5 separate regions of the Mus musculus genome follow, and regions 1, 2, 3 and 5 are each linked to region 4. The links are chromatin loops, found by intact Hi-C in ENCODE. Cell type or tissue: heart. All regions are shown on one strand. Region 1 has its middle 15 kb from the start of Gm41071. Region 2 overlaps Gm34471 (a long non-coding RNA gene). Region 3 has its middle 6.0 kb from the start of Gm41071. Region 4 overlaps Cspg4b (chondroitin sulfate proteoglycan 4B). Region 5 holds the start of Gm34528 (a long non-coding RNA gene).

Region 1 (5,000 bases), 84 kb before region 4:
TCTTGCCTCCTTGGTTTTCTTTTCTTCACTCCAAGAGTTAAAAATGAATTGTATCATGGCAAGCTCCTAGGTCAAAGCAGAGACTTTTGTTTTGACTTTGATAATTCTAGAGCTATTAGCTCCCTTGGTTTTGTTGCTGTTTTTTGCTTGCTTGCTTGCTTCAGTCCAGGGGAGTGAATCCAGGTTTCTTCTTACTAGACAAGCACTTTATCAAGGAGTTAAATCCCTAGGTCCTAATAAAGCTTTCATATGATTCTCTACGCCCTGCCTCCCATTATGACTTCATCTATCCTGGAGTAATGGGGAAGGTTGAAAAGTGGAAAGTGGATTTGTTATCAGGATGACTTTGGAGGCTGGAAGGAGGGAGCCCTTGCTGGTGCTAGAGCTGAGCTTTTAGGCACCCAAGGAGACCCAGGGTATGTGCCTTCCCTCTGTATGTTCATGGGCTACAGTACTACTATCTGCATAGTACACTAAGTAAATGGTCATTTACTTGCTAAATGACAGAGGAGCGAAAGCGCCCTTCAAAGTGACCCTTGGTAGAGACTATAGTCAGCTCTGTCTTCTCACTGAGAGTTGAGATCCCAACTGATCCATGACAGTCTAATGCCTAAGATGCTTTTCTGAACCCGGATAAAGGGATTCAAGAAGGCTAGGTAGACGCTGCATTATACACGTGTGCCTTATTCGGATCACAAGAAGTAGGTATCTGGTGGACATACATAGAGAACAGACAGTCAGCTTGACAGGTATGGCTTCAAGATCCCAAAGCTGGAGGAATATACCTTTCCAAACTCCATTGTCAACAATACTGCTAAGAATCAGTCTTCCACAGATATGTAGCAGTTTTTAAAGGGTGCCATTGGCTATGATTTTTCTTTCTTTCCTTTCTTCTTATTTATTTTATGTATGTGAACTCTCTGTCTTTTGCGAGCACCAAAAGAGGACACCAGATCTCATTACAGATGGTTGTGAGCCACCAGATGGTTGCTGGGGAATGAACTCAGGAACTCTGGAAGAGCAGCCAGTGCTCTCAACCACTGAGCCATCTTTCCAACCCCTGGGCTTAGATTTTTTCCAATCAAATATACTTCAAGAAAGCAAGCAAGCAAGCAAGCAAACACGCAAACAAGCAAACATAAAATGCCCATTAGCAAGATGGATTGGTGGATAAGGGGGCTTGCTGCTAATACTGCTAACCTGAGCTCCATTCCTGGGACCCACATAGTACAGTGAAAGAACCAACTGCTACAAGTTGTCATCTGACCTCCACTGTGCTCTACCATAAATAATTTAAGACACAGACACACTGTGTGAACGCATTTTGATATGCTTATATATTTTCATATATTATATGTATTTTGAATTTTGAAAAGTTCTTATGAAAATCAGACAGGGGAAGCTTCATTCTATTTCAGCGAGTTTCCTTTCCCTTATCTCCCCCACGCATGCTAAGTTGGTGAGCTCATAAATTGGATACAGCACATATTTTGAAGTTCTATAAAATCCTTGGAAGTTTATACTGGATGGAACTATGCAGTATTTTTAATCCCTATGACATGTTTGAAAGGGAGGGAAAGACAGGAGACATATGCCACTAAGTAGTTTAAGATAATGTGGTCTTAACAGTTTGGATAAAAAGTATCGACAGTCTGCTGTATATTATACAAAGCGCTAAACAGCATCTTGGAGAGTCAGAAATGAACATGATAGCATAGGGGAGAGTTCATGCCTTTGAATACTTAGAACCTATTATACACATAGTAGCCCCAGTCCACACACAAGTTATACTGTACGCAGAAAATACTGATACAACAAGGGACTTCAAAGTATGTCACCTTGTCATGAGAGAGCCATTGTGGTGGAAGGAGAGTCAGGTGAGACTTGGAAGAGTGGAAATGTAGGAGGAGCCTCGTGAGAATATGAATGGCTGTGGCCAGGAGACCTGTAGCTACCCCAAATTCCCTCCTCCCCCATCTCCCTCTCTCTTTCTCCCAAGCAGTGGTAGAGTCCCTACCAAAGAGTAAAGAAAGAGTTAATATTGTGGAAGACCAGTTTCCAGAGACCTAAAAAGGCAGGCGAGGGGGCAGGGCGCCTGACCTAATTCTTTTCCACTTTAAAATCTCTGTCTTTACCTCCCTAAGTGGCTTTCCACGTCCCTGCCTCCTTAATGATAATGACAAGTGTCAAGATGAAATAAGGCTGGAGAATACTCTGAATGCGTTTTGTGTTTTCACCAGGAACCTACATACGCCCACAAATCAAACAGCTCAGAGCAAGGGACGTGTGGAAGGCATTGCCCATCCCTCCTTCTCTTAACCTCCCAAATGACTGCTATCCTGGAGTTTGCACTTTTTCTTGGCAATTTTTCTTTTAAAAATTCCTTCCTGTTCTCTTCCTAGCCCTTATTTTTATCATTTTTAGTGCTATTACCCCTCCCCATTAGCTTACTTGAGCTGCTTATTATTTCCTGACCATCTCTGACAGATTTCTAATGTATGACCTCACTGGTACTTTTTCAGTTTCCTCCTTAACGCATAAGTGTTATATATGCATTATGTGTTAACATTCACTACATGCGTGTTAGATGTATAAAATCTACATGGGTCTGCTTCACAGGAAACATCACTCAAGGTCCCATTGCTCACATCCTGCACTAAAACTTGGCCCCCAAAGGTGGTTCATCAATTGTCCTCTGACAGCAGATTCTATTTAAAGCAGCTGGGGCTGCATCCTGAGGACAGAATCTCTTGGCCCCTTCTGCTTGCTTGTCAGTGAGATAATGTACATGGCCAGGCTTTCAGAGCTGGAAGCATGTGCCATGAGGGCAGCCCTTGACACCGTGAGAGATGTGTGCACAGGCATTTACTAAACAGGTACAGCAGATAAAAATGTGAGCAAGATAGTGGGGCTCAGGATGCAAGGAGAGAGGAAGAGAAGGAGAGAGGGAGAGAAGGAGAAAAGGGGAGAGGGGAAGGGAGAGGTGGGAAGAGAGGGAGAGAGAGATGGGAGAAAGAAGAGAGAAGAAAGAGAGAGGAAAAGAGGAGATGAAAGAGGGGAAGAGAAGAGAGGAAGGAAGGCAGGTGTGAGGAGAGTCATACCATGCTTAGCCTAATATCTTAGAGTCTAGAACAGAATTTGTCAAATACTTATTTGACAAGATATAAAATTATTGTGGACTCAAAGGCCCATTACATCGAACAGTTGGGGATGGGCATTCCACTGGTGTAACTGAGACCTGGACAATGAATAGGTACTAACATTGTCAATGCAAGTGGTGGAGAAGGAGCCTGGAAAAAATTCACCTGAGATGGCTTCCCCACTAAACTCTGATGGCCTTAAAGGCAATGACTGCACCACACTGCATTCTTCATTCAGTCTACACTCTCCGGTATGTGCTCAGACACAGGGAACTATCTCAAACCCATGTTGAGTGGATGGTGTTCCTTGGAAAGACTGTATGATGGACCTTCATTGGCTCATAGAATAATCCAGATGTGCAGAGATGAAAGTCTCTTGGACCTGGCTCTTTGCATGACACTTCCCTCACCCAGCAGCTGGGATGCATGGAAGAAGAGTCCCCAAGAGTACCACACCCCTAAACTGTTGTTACTGCTGGAATCTGTGGGTGATCTCTGGGGTGGATTATTGTTCTTAATGCTCATTTTCTGTTCTTCAAGATGGAGTCTAGAGTAATAGGGTCTCAACTGCACCTGGTACCCTCAAGATCCCATGTGGCCTTGACCTTAGAGCATGGGTCCTGGGCTGCCTGCTGATAAACTCGTTCTCGGTTCAATAAGGACCCTATGGTTTTGTCTGTTGGCTTTGCAGGGCCTGCCATGTCCACCCAGTGTGTTCCCCTCTATCATTGACCCATGTAGCTATCTTACTCTAAGTCTCGGGACACCTAGACAGCTGGTCCTCCTTAGGATTCCCATCAACCAGGAATCAGGAGACCCAGCACTGCCTCCCACATCCTCTATTGGGTTCCACCACCTTCTGAACTAAGATGACCTGTCCTTTTGTTAACCCCAGGGCCCATTGTATAGAGGCCCACAGGACTTCTAGCAGGAAGTGAAATTAAAGCCCACGTAAGGAATTAAGGGCACACACATATGACAGCTTCCCTGGCTTAGCCCTGTCTCCCCTTGTCTGTCAATCAATTAAAAGGGTTTTATTTTTCCTCCCACCTCACCAGAGCCTCTTTCTGTCCAGGGAACATGCCTCCCTCATGGCAGGAGTTTGTCTTTGCACTAAGCTGGATCCCTGGGCATAGAGCAGTAGCTCCAAATAGGGTTCTTGGTCTGATTTGACAATTTTTTTTCTTTCACATAAATGAATTTCAAATGTTTTTCAATAACTCTTATCCTTAAAAGTCAGATGCCAACAAACCTGAGATGTTGAAATGTAAAGAGATCGGTTTCTTAAAAGTTACATACATGTTTCCCAAATGGGTTGTTCCTTCCCATCAAACAACTTCATCAGCTTATTCAACAGTTAGAGACTAGCATATACAAAGAAAACTTCTACCTGAATTATACCTCATTCCAACTGCTTTAAGAACTAACTGTCCTGGACCACTGGCTTATAAAAGTAGACAAGTAGAGAGTCCTCTACCATAAGGTACTTGCCAGTTGCAGTCTTGACTGAAGGCTCTGTTGTCTGGTACTACTGGGGATACAATTTTCTTTAAAAGGGAAACCAACTGGCTCTCTCCTCTTCCCAAGGATGATACAGGATGCTCTAAAATGAATGCAGAACACAACAGACCAGACTTGGTATCAGCAGTCTCCCAAATCATCTGGGAGCTCACTAAATCAAAGACCGCCTAAAAAAATCATGTTTACGGCCCACTTTACAGTTCCCCTTTTGAATAAGAAATTACGTTCAGAATGAACACTCAACTAATCAGTTGCTATGTTGTGAGTGTAACCAACTACTTTTTAATTGGACTTAAGCACCCGCTCCATGATATGAAACCCATATCTGAGACCTACTAA
Region 2 (5,000 bases), 160 kb before region 4:
AGGGCAAAGTCTGACTAGTAGGGAACCTACGATTATCTCATGAGTCACAGTACAGAGCATTAAAACGTCTACCTGGTTTCTTTTCTGCCCTTATTGTTTACCAAGTGAGCCTCAGTCCCTCGTTGCCAACTGGAAAAGCCAGGTTTCCCATTCTTCCTCTAGGTAGATGACTAAATGTCAAACAATGCGATGTAACTGGAGGTTATTAGGTGGTAGCCCATGACTGTTCCTTTAGGAGGGATTGATTTAGCTAGATACCTGTTTAACTAAGTGCTTCCTCTGTTGCTGACTACAATATGGAAATGATAACAGCCACCATCTGGGACAGGAGGATGTCTAGGGATGTTAAACCATATCCAGGATAGCAAAGCAGAAAAACAGAGGAACCTGAGCCCATGGTGACGTGGAAGAGCCTTCCCAACAGTCAATAATCAAGGCTTGCAATTTATCATCCCTGGATTATGTCCGGCTTATAAATTGGGAAAGCTTCCGGGGCCCATCAGTTGACTTAAGTTTCTGGAGACACAGCTACATCCTGTCTCGTCCAAGCCACTGTTTGTAGACCGAAGAGCACTGGGGTGGGAACGTTTTAGAAGGGAAGCCACTGGAGCCCCTCCACAGAGCAGCTAAACGAGAAACCGTTCTTTCAGAAGCTCTCCCTGTGATCTGCATGCTCATTAATGTTTTAAAAAAAAAAAAACTGGTATTGATGTAATTAGGCTTTTGTTTATAAAATTGCTGATGGGCAAGATGGCTCAGCAGCTAAAAGTGCTTGACATAAAAACCTGACCACTCAAATGGATCCTTGGAACCTATGCACGTGTGGGAGGAGAGACTTCACGTTGCAAAATTGTCCTCCAATGCCACACTTGTATCACGACATGGCCGCACCACTACCCCTGTCCAAGAATAACAAAAGTTTTAAAATCTAAAAATTGCTCACTGCTATATTCTAGGGGGAAATATACTCTGTTAAAACTAAACCACGGACCAGATCACCCATTAGAATGACAAAGGTGAGTTGAGTTCTTCAGATTAAAAAGAATGAGGTTAAAGTACTCACATATGTGAGGTAAACCATCTTTTAGCCTTTATGCTCAGTGCAGGGAAAAGAAGAGAATCTTGCTTTAAAATTCAGTTTCAGGAAGGAATGGAAGCATAAGTGTATTGTATTATATTTCACATTTTAAAGGGATATGTTCAGGAGTTTTGGAAACAACAGCATTGTAGTGTAGGATATGAAAGAAGTCTATTCATTTCCTCCTAGATCGGGGCATGGATAGAAAACTTAGCTGGAAAGACGTCACTTAAGACATAGATTCTCCTGTTTTCCCTCCCAGCTTTAGGAATACAGAGACCATCCCACACACGTTATAGACAGTTTGCTGGCCTTCCCAGCTGATGTGTATATTCTACAGATGGTCTTAGCCAAAAGGCCGAGAAACGATTGATGTGCATATTTTAAGACTCGATGCTTCTTAGAACACAGGCCATAACACAGTGTCTTTGCCTTCTGTCATGCTCTTTAGTCTGAGTTCAGGGGATTTATTTTATTTATTTATTTTTTTTTTTTGAGACAGGGTTTCTCTGTATAACCCTGGCTGTCCTGGAACTTACTTTTGTAGACCAGGCTGGCCTCGAACTCAGAAATCTGCCTGCCTCTGCCTCCCGAGTGCTGGGATTAAAGGCATGCGCCACCACTGGCCGGCTCAGGGGATCCATTTTGCAGATGACGGAAGCAAAAGAGCACATGCTCCGGGCAAGTGTTCATTACGCATGCTCAGTTCGAGTGGTCATTGCGCATGCTCAGTTCTAGCATTCATTGATGCTAGCACCTTATGCAGGCTCTGATGCCATCCTTGATCAGCAACTATCATCAAATAACCCAATATTGGAAATCTTTGACAGAGGTTTAGGATAAATGAATTTTTTCTCTCTTTTATGTTTCTACTTGATATTCTTTGGCTCATTATGTGATTAAAAATGAAATCATATCTTTGGATGCTTGTGGTTTGGCTAGCTGGCTGGGAAATGGTTTTCTGGCAGTTATTAGTGTTTTTTTTTCTCTTTCTATTTAAATAACACTTACTGGATTTGGTACTTGAACAAAAATGCCAAATTAAGATGTAGGAGAGAATAAACAAACTGCGCATGTTGAAACACTGGGAGTTGGGGTTTTTTGTTTGTTTGTTTGTTTGTTTTGTTTGTGTGTGTGTTAGTTTCTGCTAGTGTTGGGCACAGAAAAATTGTTTTAAACAGAAGCCAAAATTTTGATACTCTCTATAAGAGATATGACTTTAATAGTCTTTTGTTGTTTTTATAGCTGTTTAAGACAGGGTCTTAGGTACTGCAGGTTGGCCTCAAACTTACTATGTAACCTCAAATTCTTGGCTCCTTGTTGGAGTGTGAGGATGTGAGTATGGACCTCTTCCATCTTTGATCTTCATCTCTATTCCCCATCCTGGATGCTCTTTTGAAATGTACAATATTCTTCTAGGAACTAACTTTTTCCTTCTTTACAATAGATGAAGACAGTCTGCTGGTGAATACCCTTATAGAAGTGAAACAGACGAAGGCTATGTTTGCTTCAAACCTGTGCTCTGTCAATTCTCAGCCAGTGCCCACTGCTGCTTCTTGTCCTGAGATAACCACAGTGGGGGGTGGGGGTGGAGGAGGGAGGGGGAGAAGGAGAGGCTTGAAGCTTTTAAGTATTTTACTCTCTTCTAAAGACCATAAAAAGTTATTCAACACCCAAACAGCCCTAACGGGAGGGTCTTGCCAAATACAACATACCGCACAGAAATCAAAAAAGGTTTCCAACTCCCACTGGGTCTCGCAGCAGAAAACGTTGTAGCAAACACAGTCCCCAGTCCCTGCCTGCAGCTAAGATGCGTGTCCCAAAAGCTCTTCAGTTCACATTTTCCTGTGCCGAGATGATCACAATTCTCACCATCCAGAATGTGATACTTGGCTCTAACCAAAGCGAGAGGAAGTGCCCTTCCTGAGCAGGAGCAGAAATCTAAACACAGAACAAGACCACATCTTGTTTCCAGTCAGCCTCCTGCTGTGAGGCCTCCACACTGTGCTTGCTACTTCCTCCTGCAGGCAGGGACTGGTGGTTGGAAGAATTGTAAAAGGCTGAGGAGCCTCTGCCCCAGATGCCTTTAAGGGGGGGGGGGGGTCTCAAGATCAGTGCTTCATCGATCCATCAATCGGCTGGAGTTGCTGACTTGATTCACTGAGCCAGAGCTTGCCTCATCTGCTGTGAACGTTCCGACACACAGCTTGTTTATAAACTATGCCTTCAACGAATACACTCATTATATTTAACAGTACAGTTCTCGGAACTACTGTGAATTTACACTTTTGTTTATTAAGTAGTTACCTTGTAAATACCCAGTGTTAGGTCTAACAGTTTTGAGGCAGCAACGAGACAGTGTAGCTATTTTTTTCTTTCTTTTCTTTCATTTTTTTCAACACATGTGAACCTCAGTTTTCCCTCCCTCCGATCCTCACAGTCCTCCCTTCCTCCCTTCTCCCCCCAGATCAGCTCCTCCGTTCCTCTTCAGAAAAGAGCAGGCCTCCCAGGGATATCAGCTGAACATGACATAACAAAATACAATAAGCCTAGGAGCAAACCCCCACATCAAGGCTGGGCAAGGCAGCCAAGTAGGAGGAAAAGGGTGCCAAGAGCAGGCAGAAGAGTCAGAGACACCCCCATTCCCTCTGTTAGAAGTCCCACAAAAACCCAAGCTAACAAACTTAACATGTATGCAGAGGACCTGGGGCAGACCCGTTCAGGCTCCATGATGGCTGCTTCAGTCTCTCTGAGCCTCCCAAGATACCAGAAAGGCTAAGTAACAATGGAGGTTCTAAGGGGGACTCGTGAATCTCTCTAGGAAGGGGAACTAGGACATATTCTTGGGTAGACTTGGGGCTGGTGGGCATGGGTAGGGGGAAGGATAGAGGAAGAGAGTATGGAGAGAGACATCTGAAACTGGAGGGTAATTGGGGGTAGTGATATGGAACCCTAGTGCAGTAGAAATATGACAGCTCTTAATGGCCTGGGGATCCAAGTTTCACCCTCCCCTTCTTTCTCCTAACAGTAGTTCCACCAATGGCTGCCTTGCACATGACATATAGTAGGGGTGCAGAGGAGGACGTGTGAGCTCCTGTCTGTGGAGGAATGTTGCAGCCAGCACATTCAGTGCCCTTCTATCAATCAGAGAGAGGGCATTTGTTCTCAGTACGCTGACCCCTGTGAATGGAGAGTGAGTCAGAGACCCCCGCATTAACCTCCTGATCTGAGCGATTATGTTTAAGCAATGCTTGGACTTTGTGTGGAGAGATATGCAGGTGTTCAGCAATTCTCTCTCTCTTTTCAAATTAATCATTTCCTCCTATATTTTATTTATTTCTGTTTAGAAGTTGCAGATTTAGTGCTATTAACAGAAAATACATAGCAAAGTCTTCTTAAAAGTGAAAAAAATTATAAATGTTGGAAAAGTTGGCCTCATTAGCATATTCCCAGACTTTTACTTAATACACACTCCTTTGGCAATCACTTAAGACATTTTCACAGGCTTTATCACCCAAGTCTCTGAGTAGTGAGCACTTCAGCTCTTTACCGTCTACACCTGAGAGTGAATGCTGTGTCGTTTGGAAGGGAGACCCTTCAAGCCCCAGCCTCCTCAGAGAGCAGCAGTTCTCAGTCTGTGGGTTTTGATCCCTTTGGGGTCCTACATATCAGCCATTCTGTATATCATATATTTACTTGATTCATCATAGTAGCAAAACCACAGTTGTGAATGTCTTAGTCAAGGTCTCTATTCCTGCACAACCATCATGACCAAGAGGCAAGTTGGGGAGGAAAGGGTTTATTCAGCTTACACTTCTATACTGCTGTTCATCACCAAAGGAAGTCAGGCCTGGAACTCAAGCAGGTCAGGAAGCAGGAGCTGATGCAGAGGCCATGGAGGGATGTTCTTTACTAGCTTGCC
Region 3 (5,000 bases), 74 kb before region 4:
ACATTCAAAGATTACTAAGCAGGAAAGACATGAATCTCTGCCTCTAAGGATAGAACAAACATATAAGCAACTACAAACAGCTAAATCAGTTATATAAGAGTTATTATATATATATATGAGTTATAATAGGGCTAGTGAGATGAGTCAGGGGGTAAAATGCTTGCAGCCAAGCCATGCTTGAGTTTGATTTCTGGAGCCCTTATAGTAGAGAGAGGACTGCTTCCGTTAGTTGTCCTCTGACCTCCCCAGAGGCATGTGCCCATTCCAATGAAAAATTAAGAGGTTGGAGTTGGAGAGATTCAGACAAGAGGCACTGGCCATCCTTACAGAGGATCTGGTTCAAATCCCAATATTCACACGGCAGCTCGTAACTGCCTATAACTCCAGTTTCAGGGGATCAGACACCTTCACACAAGCATACATGCAAGTAAAGCACTAATGTGTGTGAAAAAAGCTAGCTAAGTTATTTTTAAAAATTAGAAGAGTTATAATAAGGTTATGTCCAAGGTACTAGGGAAGTTACCCAGGTATTTCTAGTAATTATGTCTCAGAGTTAAGTGTGTGAGTCTGAAACTCCCTATCTGGCATGAAAATATAGACAGCAGTTTACATAGGATCCCAAACATCAGAAACAGCAAAAGAAGAATCAACACTGTAAACAATTGTTTTTTTTTTTATTTAACCATCTTTTAAAAAAAAAAATCAGAGATGATCTTCTACAGTGCTCAGCCTGTGGTCTGATGGTTAGAGGTGTCACTGTATCCAAATACCCACCAAAGGTGGGGGGGTATCACGGCAGACTCACTGCACGGTATGTTGGGCTGGCTTTAAACTCTTGAGGTGTGGCTGTTCAAGTAGCTATCATATGGCGAGGCATTTTTGACCATCATCACATGCTGTGCTAGCTAGTTTTTGTCAACTTGACGGAAAATATAATTGATTATAATTCAAAGAGAAGGCTTCCTGGAATAAAGAAGAGGCATGAAAAAGGCACACAGAGCTTATGAATGTAGCTCATCAGAGAAATATGAGAAAATTCCTTACTATTTCAAAATAGAGTCACTTGGTAAGAGGAACCTCTATTTAGGAATTGCCTCCAGAAGACTAATGATTCATGTACGAGGCAGTCCACTATGGGCAGCACCATTCCTACGCAGACAGTCCTGAGTTGTATAAAGAGCAAGCTAAGCAAGCTATAAAGAGCAAGCTGGTAAGCAGCATCCCTCTCTGGTCTCTGCTTCAGTTCTATAGCCAGGTTCCTGCACTGACGTCCTTCAACGATGGACTGAGCCACGCAAGTGTAAGATGACATAAACCCTTTCCTCTTGATGCTCCCTCTGCACGGTGTTTATCACAACAGCAGAGCCCAACCAGAACAGGCAGTGTCTGGGCAGCCATAGTGCATGGTCTCCAGGATGCTTTTCACTTCTCAAGTTATCTGGGTCACGCTCCCATCACTCCTACTTATGACGGGGAGAGATTTCAAAGCTCAGACATTTTCAAGTAGCAGTAGATCACGAGACCCATGTTGCTCGCTCATCTTTCCGCTTCACACCTTCTAACCAGAGTAAACTGGCTGGAGATAGAGGTACATGGAAACACACATGGAGTTGTAATAGTTACCCTAAGGAGGAGACGTAAGGTCTGGAGGCTGGCTGTGAAGCAGAGCGTTAGCTCCGAAGGCGTGATGACCTGAGTTCAAATCCTCAGCAATCAGCTGAGGAACTCTGGGTGTGGCTTCATCTGTCTGGCACTGCAGGCAAGTGTGGTGGCAGAAATCGGTATATCCTGAGAGTTTGCTGGCCAGCCAGTCTACTCAAACCAGCAAGCTTCCAGCTCTGTGAGAGACACTGTCTAGAGGCAGTCAACGGAGAGTGAGAGAGGAAGACACCCCATACCCAGTATCTTGCTTTGTCCTCATGCATACATAACTCTCAATAAATAAATAAATAAATAAATAGTTTAAAAAATATGTGTGAAGCAATGAATACCCTAATCATGTTCTCATCTCCCTGCTGGAGAGGGAAGGATTCCAACCTACATTTATGTGGGTGGCCAGATATAAGGCCCCTCCCTGACCCTGGGCAGATGAGACAGATAACTGTCTGGAGGAGGATGCTGCCACACTCGGGGCTGGGTGGGGTGGTATCCAGAAATGAAGTGTACAAGCAGGGGCTGTGGAGATCAGACTTTAGGGCAGCATAGCTTGTTTCTCTAACTCTGTGGGCTGGGTGAGAGCCATGAACTGCTTCTTGGGGTAAATAAGCCCTGTGTCTCATCCCTGTGATAACAAAGATTGTTTCCACTGGGGGACTTTATCCCTCATAACAAAGTGGCTAGGATGATATGGTTGGCTGGTAGGCGCCCTGTTAGTTCTGATGTCGGGGTAGAACATAATTATAAAATGACAGAGATTATTTCAACACACCAATTTGGGCATGGAGTCTGCTCGTCTATAACACACTGGCTAGACCTATATCACTCATCACCTTTTAACCTGCTCTGAAGTCAAATCTTGTAGAAAACTCCTTTCAAAGCCTGAGACAAATTTGGGAATGCTGAAAGCGTAGTTGGTCCTGTTCCAACCTTTCTCTCTTGTTAAGAACTGGGAAGAAGAGGGGTCCTCCTTGGCAGTCTATGGTCTGTGGTCTCCAGTATACTGGAGGCCGCCTACCTATACTGCCCCCAGTGGCATTTTAAGTAACTGCAGCTGCAACTTAGAAACAATGACCACTGAAATGAGGCCTCTGCACGTGGAAAACAACTTAGATCAATAAAACAAAAAGGCAGCCAACAGATTGAGAGAAGATCTTCACCAATCCTACATCTGGTAGAGGGATAATATCCAATATATACAAAGAACTCAAGAAGTTAGACTCCAGAGAACCAAATAGACCTATTTAAAAATGGGACACAGTGCTAACCAAAAAATTCTCAACCGAGGAATACTGAATGTCTGAGAACACCTAAAAATGTTCAACATCCTTAATCATCAAGGAAATGCAAATCAAAACAACTCTGAGATTCCACCTCACACCAGTCAGAATGGCTAAGATCAAAAATTCAGGTGACACCAGATGCTGGCGAGGATGTGGAGAAAGAGAAACACTCCTCCATTGTTGGTGGGATTGCAAGCTTGTACAACCACTCTGGAAGTCAGTTTGGTGGTTCCTCAGAAAATTGGGCATAGTACTACCAGAAGATCCAGCAATACCTCTCCTGGGCATATACCTAGAAGATGTTCCAACTTGTAATAAGGACACATGCTCCACTATGTTCATAGCAGCCTTATTTATAATAGCCAGAAGCTGGAAAGAACCCAGATGCCCCTCAACAGAGGAATGGATACAGAAAATGTGGTACATTTACACAATGGAGTACTACTCAGCTATTAAAAACAATGAATTCATGAAATTCTTAGGCAAATGGGTGGATCTGGAGGATATCATCCTGAGTGAGGTAACCCAACATGATATGCACTCATTGATAAGTGGATATTAGCCCAGACGCTCAGAGTACTCAAGATACAATTCACAAAACACATGAAACTCACGAAGAAGGAAGACCAAAGTGTGGATACTTCAATTCTTCTTAGAAGGGGGACCAAAACACCCAAGGAATGAGATACAGAGACAAAGTGTTGAGCAGAGACTGAAGAAAAGGCCACCCAGAGACTGCCCCACCTGGAGATCTGTCCCATATACAATCACTGTGATGGTTTGTATATCCTTGGACCAGGGAGTGGCACCATCTGGAGGTATGGCCTTGTTGGAATAAGTGTGACCTGGTTGGAATGGGCGTGTCACTGTGGGTGTGGGCATAAGATCTTCACTCTAGTTGCCTGGAAGTCAGTCTTCCACTAGCAGCCTTTGGATGAAAATGTAGAACTCTCAGCTCTGACTGTGCCTTGCCTGCCTGGATACTGCCACTCTCCCACCTTGACGATAATGGACTGAACCTCTGAACATGTAAGCCAGCCCCAATTAAATGTTGTTCTTTATAAGACTTGCCTTGGTTATTGGTGTCTGTTCACAGCAGTAAAACCCTAACTAAGACAATCACCAAACCCAGACACTATTGTGAATGCCAACAAGTGCTTGCTGACAGGAGCCTGATATAGCTGTCTCCTGAGAGGCTCTGCCAGTGCCTGACAAATATAGAAGTGGATGCTTACAGCCATCCATTGAACTGAGCACAGGGTCCCCAGTGAAGGAGCTAGAGAAAGTACCCAAGGATCTGAAGGGGTCTGCAGCCCCATAAGAGGAACAACAGTATGAACTAACCAGTACCCCCAGAGCTCCCAGGTACTAAACCACCAACCAAAGAGTACACACTGTGGGACTCATGGCTCTAGCTGCATATGTAGCAGAGGATGGCCTAGTCAGACATCAATGGGAAGAGAGGCCCTTGGTTCTGTGAAGGCTCTATGCCCCAGTGTAGGAGAATGCCAGGGCCAGGAAGTGGTAGTGGGTGGGTTGGGGAGCAGGGGGAGGGGATAGGGGATTTTTGGAGGGGAAATTAGGAAAGGGGATAACATTTGAAATGTAAATAAAGAAAAAAATCGAATTAAAAAAAAAAGAAATGTTCAATGATGGTGTTTAGAATACAAGGTCAAGCACTAAAACAGAGATTCATGAAACAACCTACCTCACATGGCAACATTTGCTTTAGTTTTTCTTTTCACAGTCAGGCACTGTTAGTCTAGACACCACATCCCAATCCCAGATGCCATCCACTACCCTAAAGCCAGCAAGCTTCTTTTCATGACTGTTCATTTGACCCTTTATTATATCATATCATGGTCTCGATAAGTGGCACATACTATCGTTTTACACATTTTTGTAAGCTTTGGGAATCAGATGGTACATTTCCTTGCATAACTGGCTGTTGTCAGCTTGTTTTGGGACTGGGGACTTGGAGGTGGACTTGCTGGATGGAGAGAATGCATCCACCTGTTATCAGGCATGAGAAGGTTGTGACAGCAGACCCACCACTTACAG
Region 4 (5,000 bases):
TCTCCACATAACTCAGAGAAGTGTGATGCAAAACAAAACTGCTGTAAGAAAAATATCAGTGGAGAATGTCCACAAAGACAAGTAGGCCTGATTGCGACTGAACCAGTGAGCCCAAAGAGGCACATGATGGGTGGGTAGGACCATGAATGACAGGAAGGCTGGCCCCTCCCAACTCTGCAGATTCAAAGACAAAAGCCTAATGAGACATTAAGCTGATTTTACTCCCTATTAAATTATAACAAGTTAATTTCCAGCCTTTGAGAAATGTGTCTATAATTCTCTAAAACATGTATATATTATGAAAGCAGTAAGTCCAGATTTGGGGAGGAGTAATTGGACAAAAATTAATAGCCCAGCATGGCTTTGTGATTTTTCTAAATGTGTTCCCGGGAAACCATTATCTGTGCTGCAGAAGCAACGGAGACCAAGACGGATGGCATCGGGCCCACAAAAGTACAATAGCCGAGATGCAATTACTGGCTTTGTCGAAAAGAAAAGAGGCCGGCTGTCATAAACCTCAAAGCTAGAACACTTCGCTGTTTTAATGACTCTAAATTATCTCTCCAAGCACCGGAATGAAAATCACTCAATTGGCTTCACCTGGAAGCCATCAGTGTGTTCCCTGGACTCTGCAGCTTGCTTTGTTCACGGGTTCTTGGAAGCGAACAGAACCTTCTCCAGTGTCAGAGCACTTTCGCGCCATGGGAGCCTGGTGGTTGTCTTCTCTGTGGATACATCCTATGCTTGCTTCCTGTGGGTTCGCTTAACCCCTTAGGATTTGACACTGAAAAACAAAGCGGCCACTTGCTTGTCTTGGTAGGCTGATATGACACAGAAAACATAGTGAACTTAGTCTGGGCTAAGAGACTAGCGTTGGGCAAGGACATCACAAATACTTTCTTAGAGTTCTTTTGCTGACGTATATGAAGCACAATGCAGTCGCGGTTTCTCATGAGCTGTTTTCTTCGTAAGTACTAATTTTAAATGGTCATTTCTTCACAAGCAAGAAAAGTGTATGTTTTATATGCAAATGGTGCAGTACTTTCAACCTCCATCCAGTCCGTGCAGGTAGAGAGCCAAGGACAAATTAATTCCTTCCGTTAAAGGGTGAAAGAGCACTCAGCCATCAACTGCCTACAATGTCCCTATTGAATGCTTAGCAGGTCACTTGGCTAGAACTGACTCTTGAGAAGAAAAGCTGGTCTAGAAAGTCTACTGGTAATTAGCCATTATTAAGCTACACAGGGCTAAATAGCTCTGAACTCTTTACATAGTTGAAATTACTTCCTGAGTGTTATCTCTCTCTCTCTCTTTTTTCTCCCCATCACATTGAAGAGGCCAGATAAAAGCACATATGTGCTAATCAGGAACTTCATGGAGGATTTCAGAGGCAAGCTTCCCGCACTCTGTTGAGCATACAGCCTCAGGCAGGACTGCTGCACGACTGAGCAAACCCCAGTCCAAGAGAAAGGCCCCCTGTCCTCTCCACCGTTCTTTGACTTCCCAAATGTTCTAAAGCTGACTGATGGTCAATCTGAGCTGTCATACGATGACTGGGAACTGACCTGGGTACCACTTGATAGAAGTTATAAACTTCAGGCGGTGCCAAAGCCCCCTCGCCATCTGCATGTGGAAAAGGAGGCAGTGTGTGGGAGGGGCAAGAAGAAAGGCTAATTTCTTTCTGTTCTCAAACCATACAGAAAATGCCCATTTCTAAACATATATGCTAACCAGGATTGGAATGTTTTCAGTGTTGTTTAATGTGTATACGTGGTGTAATGTGTGTGTGTGTGTGTGTGTGTGCACACATAAGTGTGTATATGCTTTAACCCATGCTTACACATGCAGAGGTCAGAACAGTCCTTTTATGTGTCTGCTGGGAATGTGAACTCAGGCCTTCTGCTTGCACAGCAGATGCTCTTAGCCCTAGAGCCATGTCCTTATCCCTGGAATACATTCAGATCAATGCATGTTTACTATATTAGTTGGTGGTATTCCTCTCTGTCTTGATATAAATTTAACATTTTGTTGTTTTCTGGCCTTGCTTTTATAAAGTATGCACTGTAGTTTGGATCTGAAATGTCCCCCAGAACCCCATGTGTTAAGGTTTGTTCTCTGGCTTTTGAATTACTGGGGTTCCCTGGCTTTGGAGTTATTGGGGTGGGGGTGGGACCTTGAAGAGGTGGAGAAACCATTGAGGGTGAGTTAGGTGAGTGGGAATGAGCCCCTGAGGGGACATTGCAACCTTCGCCTCCATGTCCTGTCTTCTCTCTTTGTGCTTCCCAGCCTTCAGGAAGTAAGCATTTCTCTACCTGTGTGCCTCACCAGGATGCTCTGCCTCTCAAGCCTTAAAGCAAGTGACAGCTGACAAAGGACTGAAGCTTCAGCAGCCGAGCCAAAATAAACCTGTTCCCCTCCACACGATTCCTCTCAGATACTCTGTTACAGCATCAGAAAGCCCTTGAATGCCGTGTGTGTGTGTGTGTGTGTGTGTGTGTGTGTGTGTGTGTGTGTGTAATAGGCACTATCACACCAAAGCTATCTATGAGCCCGAAAGGACCAGAGTTTTCCCTGGATTTCTCTGTAGTCTTCCTCACATCATTGACTTTCTTTATGACGGTTGAGGCGTAAAGAGAGACAAGGTATTCAAAAGTGACAAACATAGATGTTGGAAAACCCTGAGCTTGTCAGCAGCAGCTCCCAGCGGCTCCCCTCCTCCCCGCACATCCCTCTTGCCCTGTCAGAACAAGTCCTTGGAGACGTCCGTCCTCAGGCCCCTTTGTTCCCCCAGCCTGGCAGCCTGGGCTCTGGCCAGGGATGGAACACTTGGTCCCTGCATGAGACCTCTTCTATTTCCTTAGCTCTCTTCTCTCATCATCCCCTAGGGAAATGTATTTGAGAACACTAGGAACTCTCTAAAGGAAACAATAAGTGGGTCATAGGTGGAGCAAATGTCATTCTCCTCTGATGACCTCATTTCCATTCATTAAATGACTGTTGCACATCAGGGCAAACACCAGCCAGTTCCAGTGTAGCAGAAAATTGCCTTCCCCTGGGAAACTCCTTTTAAATATGAGAAATAGAAAGGGACTTTTCACATTTCCAAGAACAAAAAGCTAAGCATCAGCCTCAAACCCCATCTAATTAGTGTTTATAATCCTTAGGATGTCCGGTCACCTCACCACCCATCTTGAATACCAGCTGGACTTTCTCAGTCATCGTGATGCCAGCTCTCCTCAGTGAAAGTCTTTAGCATGGCCCACACAGGTCACCTTAAGCAACTGCTCTGTGATGTCCACCCCCCTAGGGGACAGCTAATGTAGCCTCTATGACTGACCCCTTGAAGCTCAGACCCACCTGAGGGTAGGTCACATGACTACCTCTAAGTTACCATGTGGCCTCCTGGAACAAGTACCTGTCTGATTTCATCTTACCCACTCAAATGCCCCCTTGGAAAAGCTGCTTGGACAACACTCTGGATCCAACAGAAGCTTGGTCTTTGAGTGTCTCTCTCTCTGTGTGTGCTTCCTGACTTTGTATGCACATGGCCTTTGGGTGTACCAGGTGCCCATATGATGTACAAATAATATAGTGTTTCTAGCTTGTGTCTCTCCTGATCATTAGAAGAATACTTTCCATCTCCACAACCCTCAATTAAGTGTGGGAAACATGCTATACTCTTTACATCTATTACTGTCTTAGCCACATTTAACCGGTTAGGGGAAAGCCCTGGTTAATTTGACAGGAGCATGACCTAGAATCCAGAGCCCTGGGCTCCAGTCTTGGCTCTGCTATCAATAGGCTGTGTAACCATGCGAACATGCATGCTTTAGGTCTGAGTCTGCATACATGAACATGGTTTCAACAATCACTGCTATGACTCCTCCCGTTTTCAAGACAACAAAACAGGTTTAACACCTATGTGATTTGCTGAGTCACAGAGGGAGCCTAGATCTCCTGGTGTTGTGCCAAAAAACTTCTGTACAGTCCCAGAAGTTACCAGTAGGTCTCAGATACCTAAACTATAAAATCTCTCCACATACCAAACAACAAAGCCACCAGATGGCTGTCGTGTGGAAATTCTACGAACTACAACTATATCTGAGACAAGGTTTCAGGGAGAAAGAAATTATTATATCAGGGGCGTGCCTTGTGTACAAAGCCAGATACACAGTCTTTGTATACAACCTTTCAAATGATAAAATAATTTCTTCTTTGTCCTTTGATTCTAAGTTTTCAACCACACCTCTGGAATGGCAGGCACATGTTCTGCAGAAGAAAGGGCCATGGGAGGGGACAAACCAGACACTGTGTCCCCTGATCTGTGGCCTGGGACTGGTTGTTTCCCGACTAGAGCCTGCCTCCGTTTCCTTGTGCAGCACTGAGCTCCCATAGAACACCTCTCCTGCTCTGGCCCATATCTGCCATCGCTGACAAGTTTGTCAGGTACCTCCTATGTGTTCACAAAGGCAGAAGAAATCAGAAGGGGCAGCAAACAATTCAAATCTGGAAGCAACTGGATTTTATTTAATCAAGACCTTGCTTGCCTGGGACCTTCTAGTTGGCTTGGTGTGTTAATTTCCTATTCATAAATGTGTTCTAGGCTAAAGGTGGTTTGTTTTCTTAGGAAAACATACCTGGCTTCCAGTATTATACACAGTTTTCCGTTTGCATGTCAGTGCACCATAGCAGTTAGAACACAGTTCCAAATATTCAGTTTATCCACCACACTGGTCACAAGCTACCTCCTGTGGTATGTGAATACAAAGGACGTTCTAGAATACAAGCTGCACAGTTTCCCATGGTCCACCATCACACTGCCCTTTACTGCCTTCCACGCATGACTAGAGCGAGGCTGTTCCAGTAGCTAGATTCTGAAAGAACGAAGGTATGAACAACAGACCACAGCCAACCCACGGTTGTCAGATAGTGCAAGTGAGAAGGGCAGGCTGGTTATCATAAGACACTGGGACTTGAGGGTTTCTTGTTATTGCAGCAAA
Region 5 (5,000 bases), 170 kb before region 4:
TGTAGCCTGGCCTATAACAGTGGCTGTACCTGGGTCTCTAATCCCTCCTCCAATCAGTTGCTTCTGGGAAAATGAAAGCATATGTCTGAACATGTTCTTTTCCTGCAGGTGCCCATGCTGGGCTCTGTCCAGTCTTCTTGCTCAGGGAGCCACACACTCCTTCAGAGTGACAGCAAGATACCTCACAAATTGCAGCCTAAGCTAAGCATTTAACAGCTAATAGTTCTGTGGGGAGACAAGAGATAAGTGGTGTTGACCAGACAGAGCTAGCTCAGAGGGTGTTACAAAGAGAGAGCTAGCTCAGAGGAGGTTGCAAAGAACGTGTTCACAACCCTCCCACCCTCATTCTCTCTCTTCCACGATAGTCCTTTGCCCCTTTGCCTCGCCCTGTTTTCTCTTTGCTCTGATGGCTATCTATCTACTTAGGTGGATGAGTAGATGGGGTTTATGTCTGCTCCTGAGTTGGTCACTTGCTGCTGTACCCTGAGTTGATTTCCTCAGCACATCTGGGAACATCTGCCTACGCTGAAGACTTTCTGAGCTTGGAGGAGCATTCAGTCTATAGTGTCCAACATAGCTCCTGGGGCTTAGCCATTGCTTCTTCAATGGTGGTGGTTTGCTTGAGCACATTTTCATATTCTACTACTCTCAAAAACTCACTTAAAAGTTTTGGTTTTTTTTTTTTTTGCCACCCCAAACCCAGACTTGCATATTGGCTCTTGGAAAAGTTTGTTCAGTTAGTACCTTGAGGCCCTTGTCTCTCAGGAAGCCATCATATGTATTTGTGGCTATAAATTCCTACCTTCCTATCCTGCAACAGACTTTACAAGGTGGTGAGCAAGAGGTTCTTTAGATGTGTATTTAAAAGTCAAATTAAAATTCCAGCTTCCATATTTCCATTTTCTTGGATTTTGATGCTGTTTGTGTAGAGAATAAAAAAGAATGTAAAGATAGTTGAGACAGATTACATTTATGTCTTAGTTTGGGTATCTATTGCTATGGTGATAGAGCACCATGACCAAAAGCAACCACGGGAGGAAAGGGCTTATTTCATCATCTTGCATCTTGTAATCTGTGATTCAAGGATAGGAAATCAAGGCAGAAACCTCGATGTGGGACCTGATTACAGAGGCTGTGGAGGAGTGCTACCTACTGACTTGCTCCTCGTGGCATGTTTTCTTATACATTCAAGGACCATCTGCCTAGGGGCAGCACCACCGCATCTATTATTAATTAAGAAAATACCCCACTGGGTTCCCAATAGGTCAGTCTGATGGGAGAGTCTTTCTCAATTGAGGTTCCTTCTTCCCAAATGACTAGCTTGTGTCAAGCTGACAAAAGAATCAACCAGGATAATTTAGAGTAATTTAACAAACCAAGGGGCAATTGGACTCTACTCATGTTCCAATCAGTCATGACATGATTGTGAGTCATTTGGTGGGCTGCTACTTTTGCCACTAAGGAACCTCTTTCCTGTGGAAGCCAGGGAATAATTCATTTAAATCATGGATTAAGGATTTATTACATATTTTCCACAGTAAAGAACATATTGCTTTGTTATTTGAGTTACAGAAGATTTGGCCCTCTCTGAAGAGTTTTTAAATACTTCATTCCCCTCATAAAGTAGAGCTAAAACGTTAGTACAAATGAGATAATTGATGAAAGTGAGATCTAGGACAGAATAGCCCCAAGATTACTACCAGCTGAGAGCGACCCTCATGTTATGGAAAATTAGTCTGCCTTTCAAAACCAAGTGAGCTGACATTATTAAACTCTTATCGTATTAAATATTTTACAAGTATTATTCTACTTAATCCTTAAGGAAATGCCTGACGTTGAGGTATATATTCACATTATAACACAAAGAGAACACTGAAGCCCAGGGAAGTAGAGTCCAGAGTGAAGTGCAGAGAATGGCTTCAAGTTCTATTTGCTTCATCTTTTATCCATAGGACACTAGGCAGCATGGGATATCCATATGAGGAATCGCCTCTGCAAGTGGATGGCTTGACAGATGTGCCCCAACTTGGCTGGGGTCCACGTCCCCAAAAGCCTCCTCCATGTGGGAAGATTGGTGGAGAGGCTGGGTTGCCTTTCCCTCCAAAGGCAAATTTGCACAACCTGTATGTGACAGCTTTGCATCTTAGCAAGAGGATCAGCTGTTTGTTGCTGTACCTTGGGAAGAGGGGAGCAGAGAGGGCGAGGTCTTAGATGACCTTCAAGGGGGTCTTTCTGGAGCGCCTCATTTTGAGAAATGGCCTGTATCTCACTTGTCAGGAAAAAGAATCCGACGATTTCTGCAACGGATCTATCAACTCTCCTGAAAGCAAAGTTCAGCCTTTAACTTATCCTTGAATTTAGGACCTTATAGACTCTGAGAAGACCATCTCAGCCACATTTAGTACAGGAAGCAGGGCTCAGACTACATTTTTGCTGCTGGGCAGTCAATGTTGATTGTCTGGATTCTAAGACATTCAGTGATCATGGACAAAGAACTCTATCACCTACAAAGGCAAAAATTATTTTGAGAAATCTAAGGCAAAACAAAACGTCCCCACCCCAAGGAAAGCTGAACTTAGCTTTTGATGAAAATAAGGCTATTTCAAATGACATCATTGTTTGTCTCTTCTTGCTATCTCTTTTGGAGATAGCTCCGGGTTTATCCCTAGCCAAAGCTAACAGCTGGACCTCTTTTGAGAATTTAAAAAGCCACGCTTTTATTTAGTCTTGAGAAATCTCCTGTAAAGGGGGTTTCATGGGGACTTTGTTGGGCATCCGGCCCTAGCATAGGAAAACAAATCCAGGATGACTTTCTGGATAATCTGTTATGAAACGGTCAAAGTTCACACCACTGAGACGGGATATTGTTCCAGTGGCTGTTTCACTTAGAACTCCCTTAGCCAGTCTCCACAATCAATAACCTGTTAATTGCTTTTCACCTTTCTTTCTGCCAATAAATAAATACTAGGCGGTGGAGCCCACACCACCAAGCTTGTGCTCCTTCTCACAAAGGGAGTGACTTCTTCTGAGTACCTCTGATCGGTAAGCCTCTATTCTGGTTGACACGGTACATGTCACAAGATTGAAATGACCTTCTGCTTGTCCAGGTGAGTTTAGGGAGATGTCAGCGCATGCAAACATCTAAGAATCAATCACCATCAGCTGAAGGATCCGCTAGAAGAGCTGGGGTAGCCGTGTAGCTCAGTGGAGTGTTTTTCTGGCATACCCAAGGCCATGTATTGATCCTCACCACTGCATAAACCAGGTACGGTGATGCACGCGACGGATGGTGCTGCCTGTAATCTCAACATTTGGGAGGTGGACACTGGAGGATCAGAAATTCAAAGTCTTCTTCAACTAAATGGCTAGTTCTAGGATAGCCTGGGCTATATGAGACCCTGTCTCAAAAAAAACAAACAAACAGAACAAAACAAACAAACAAACAAACAAACAAACAAACAAAAAACAGTAACAAGATATCTGTAAAATCAAACTTAAAGATCAAACTTAAAGACAGTCTTTGTAAGGAAGTCAGGAGGTAGATAGAATCTTAGATGAGAGGAATTTGAGTTGTAAACAAAATTATTGGCAAGAATTCCCTAGCTAGATGTGAGATCCAGAGAATAAGCATGACTAATTTACACATGCAATTGGAACAGTAACCACATTAACCATTGCCATTGTGCTTAAACTTGTTGTATCCAAAACTCATGATGAAATTTTATCCCGATATGAGTGCTGAGAGACTTACAGTACTAACAACCCAGTGGGGATTTTAAGACAAGAATTAGATTATGAGGGTTTTGGTCTCACAAATGGATTAATTTGTTAATAGATATAGATATATATAAAACAAATGACTTTGCTTGAGAATGAATGTTATAATTGAGGTTTTTTTTCTATTTCTTGTGTGTGTCCTTCTTAAGCAGTGCCCCACACCATCAGTACTCTACACAGTCCCCAGTACAAAGGAAACCATCACTGATAAAGCTCCTAGACCCTAGATTCCCTGTCTCTAGAACCATGAGCTGAATAAGCCTTTATCCTTTATAAATCACCTAGTCTGTGGCATTGAGCTGTAAAAACAGAACATGGACCAAGAGGCATTCATTGTCTACGAGTGCTATTGTCTGGACATTTCAGCTCTACTATATGGCCTGAATAGGCCCAGAACAGATTCTACTGTACATTGAACCTCATTGACAAAGAGATCCTTCTTGCCCCCTTCCTTCCATCTTTCTGCTGCATAGAAATGAATTAAATAGGGATTCTAAGGAGGCTGGCATGTCCTTGCCCCTGCTAAAAGACTGATTTCTAGAGTGATTGAGAGATTGCTATTGGTCTTAGAAAGATACTGGCCACTGATCTAATGTGTTCCCAATCCCTGGATCCCCTTTTTCTTGTGGGGGTCCTGTGCTCAAACTCTGGCTCCCCCTCCAGCACTTGGGCCATGGTATGCTTAGTGTGGCTTCCCTGAGATGTAAAGAGGTCCAGCCAGTGGATCCAGACAAAATAATGTCCTTGGCAGAGATGCCAACATGGAAAACAGAGGAAGTCTAGCAGATAACTGGCTTCCTCCGAAGGAACTGGGGAGTTTTTATGGACCACAGTGAATTGTTGGCACCAGCAGGGGATGGAAATCAGACCTGAGTCTCCACTTGACTGTGCATCCTGGCAGGTTTGACAAGGACAAACCACACCAGGCAATGTGAGTAAAGGAACAGGGAGCTGGGGAGGTCCCCTTCTGTATAGAGTTTCTAGAAACCTAGCTGAACTCTCAAGAAGTGAGTCGAGCCACACATATAAGGAACTATGGACTCTACATCAGAGGGGCCTGCTAGGGGGACTGATACAGGACTCTTTGAAATGTACCAATTTCAGAACATCTCTTTCCTAGCAGTAAAATGAGAGTTGACCCAAAGATTACCCCATAGTGTGCAGAGAATAAAAGACTGGGGAGTACTCAGTTCTAAGTGGGACATTCATATCACACACACACA

What was found. A loop is a pair of places that touch in the nucleus more often than their neighbours do. Peaks named below come from ENCODE experiments on the same cell type or tissue, not always from the same donor. Only the 100,000 strongest peaks of a DNase experiment are listed, where the experiment ranks them.
Region 1: a loop joins it to region 4, with 1.9 times the contacts of the local background. A loop is called at or near these places in 3 of 42 quality-filtered maps.
Region 2: it touches region 4 in a loop (1.9-fold over the local background); 2 of 42 quality-filtered maps call a loop at or near these places.
Region 3: a loop joins it to region 4, with 2.1 times the contacts of the local background. A loop is called at or near these places in 3 of 42 quality-filtered maps.
Region 5: a loop joins it to region 4, with 1.9 times the contacts of the local background. A loop is called at or near these places in 2 of 42 quality-filtered maps.

What each region holds. Positions count from the first base shown.
Region 1 is chr13:113,436,824-113,441,823 of GRCm38, reverse strand. No RefSeq gene overlaps it. Among named protein-coding and RNA genes, the nearest start is that of Gm41071, 15 kb to the right of the region's middle. In heart, no CTCF peak of the experiment used is centred here; a DNase peak (open chromatin) is centred at 2,733; H3K27ac peaks cover 1,640 bases.
Region 2 is chr13:113,513,333-113,518,332 of GRCm38, reverse strand. The region is part of intron 2 of Gm34471 (a long non-coding RNA gene); the gene reads left to right. Among named protein-coding and RNA genes, the nearest start is that of Gm34528, 11 kb to the left of the region's middle. In heart, a CTCF peak has its summit at 3,097; a DNase peak (open chromatin) is centred at 2,992; H3K27ac peaks cover 864 bases.
Region 3 is chr13:113,427,497-113,432,496 of GRCm38, reverse strand. No RefSeq gene overlaps it. Among named protein-coding and RNA genes, the nearest start is that of Gm41071, 6.0 kb to the right of the region's middle. In heart, a CTCF peak has its summit at 2,685; no DNase peak of the experiment used is centred here.
Region 4 is chr13:113,353,096-113,358,095 of GRCm38, reverse strand. All of the region lies in intron 8 of Cspg4b (chondroitin sulfate proteoglycan 4B), which reads right to left. It overlaps Gm41070 (a long non-coding RNA gene), which reads left to right. Exons shown (of 3, transcript XR_001781058.2): 3 at 2,287-2,424. Among named protein-coding and RNA genes, the nearest start is that of Gm41070, 8.8 kb to the left of the region's middle. In heart, no CTCF peak of the experiment used is centred here; a DNase peak (open chromatin) is centred at 2,805.
Region 5 is chr13:113,524,990-113,529,989 of GRCm38, reverse strand. The region is part of intron 2 of Gm34471 (a long non-coding RNA gene); the gene reads left to right. Gm34528 (a long non-coding RNA gene) reads left to right here and starts at 2,753. Exons shown (of 3, transcript XR_382932.2): 1 at 2,753-3,265. In heart, no CTCF peak of the experiment used is centred here; a DNase peak (open chromatin) is centred at 2,769.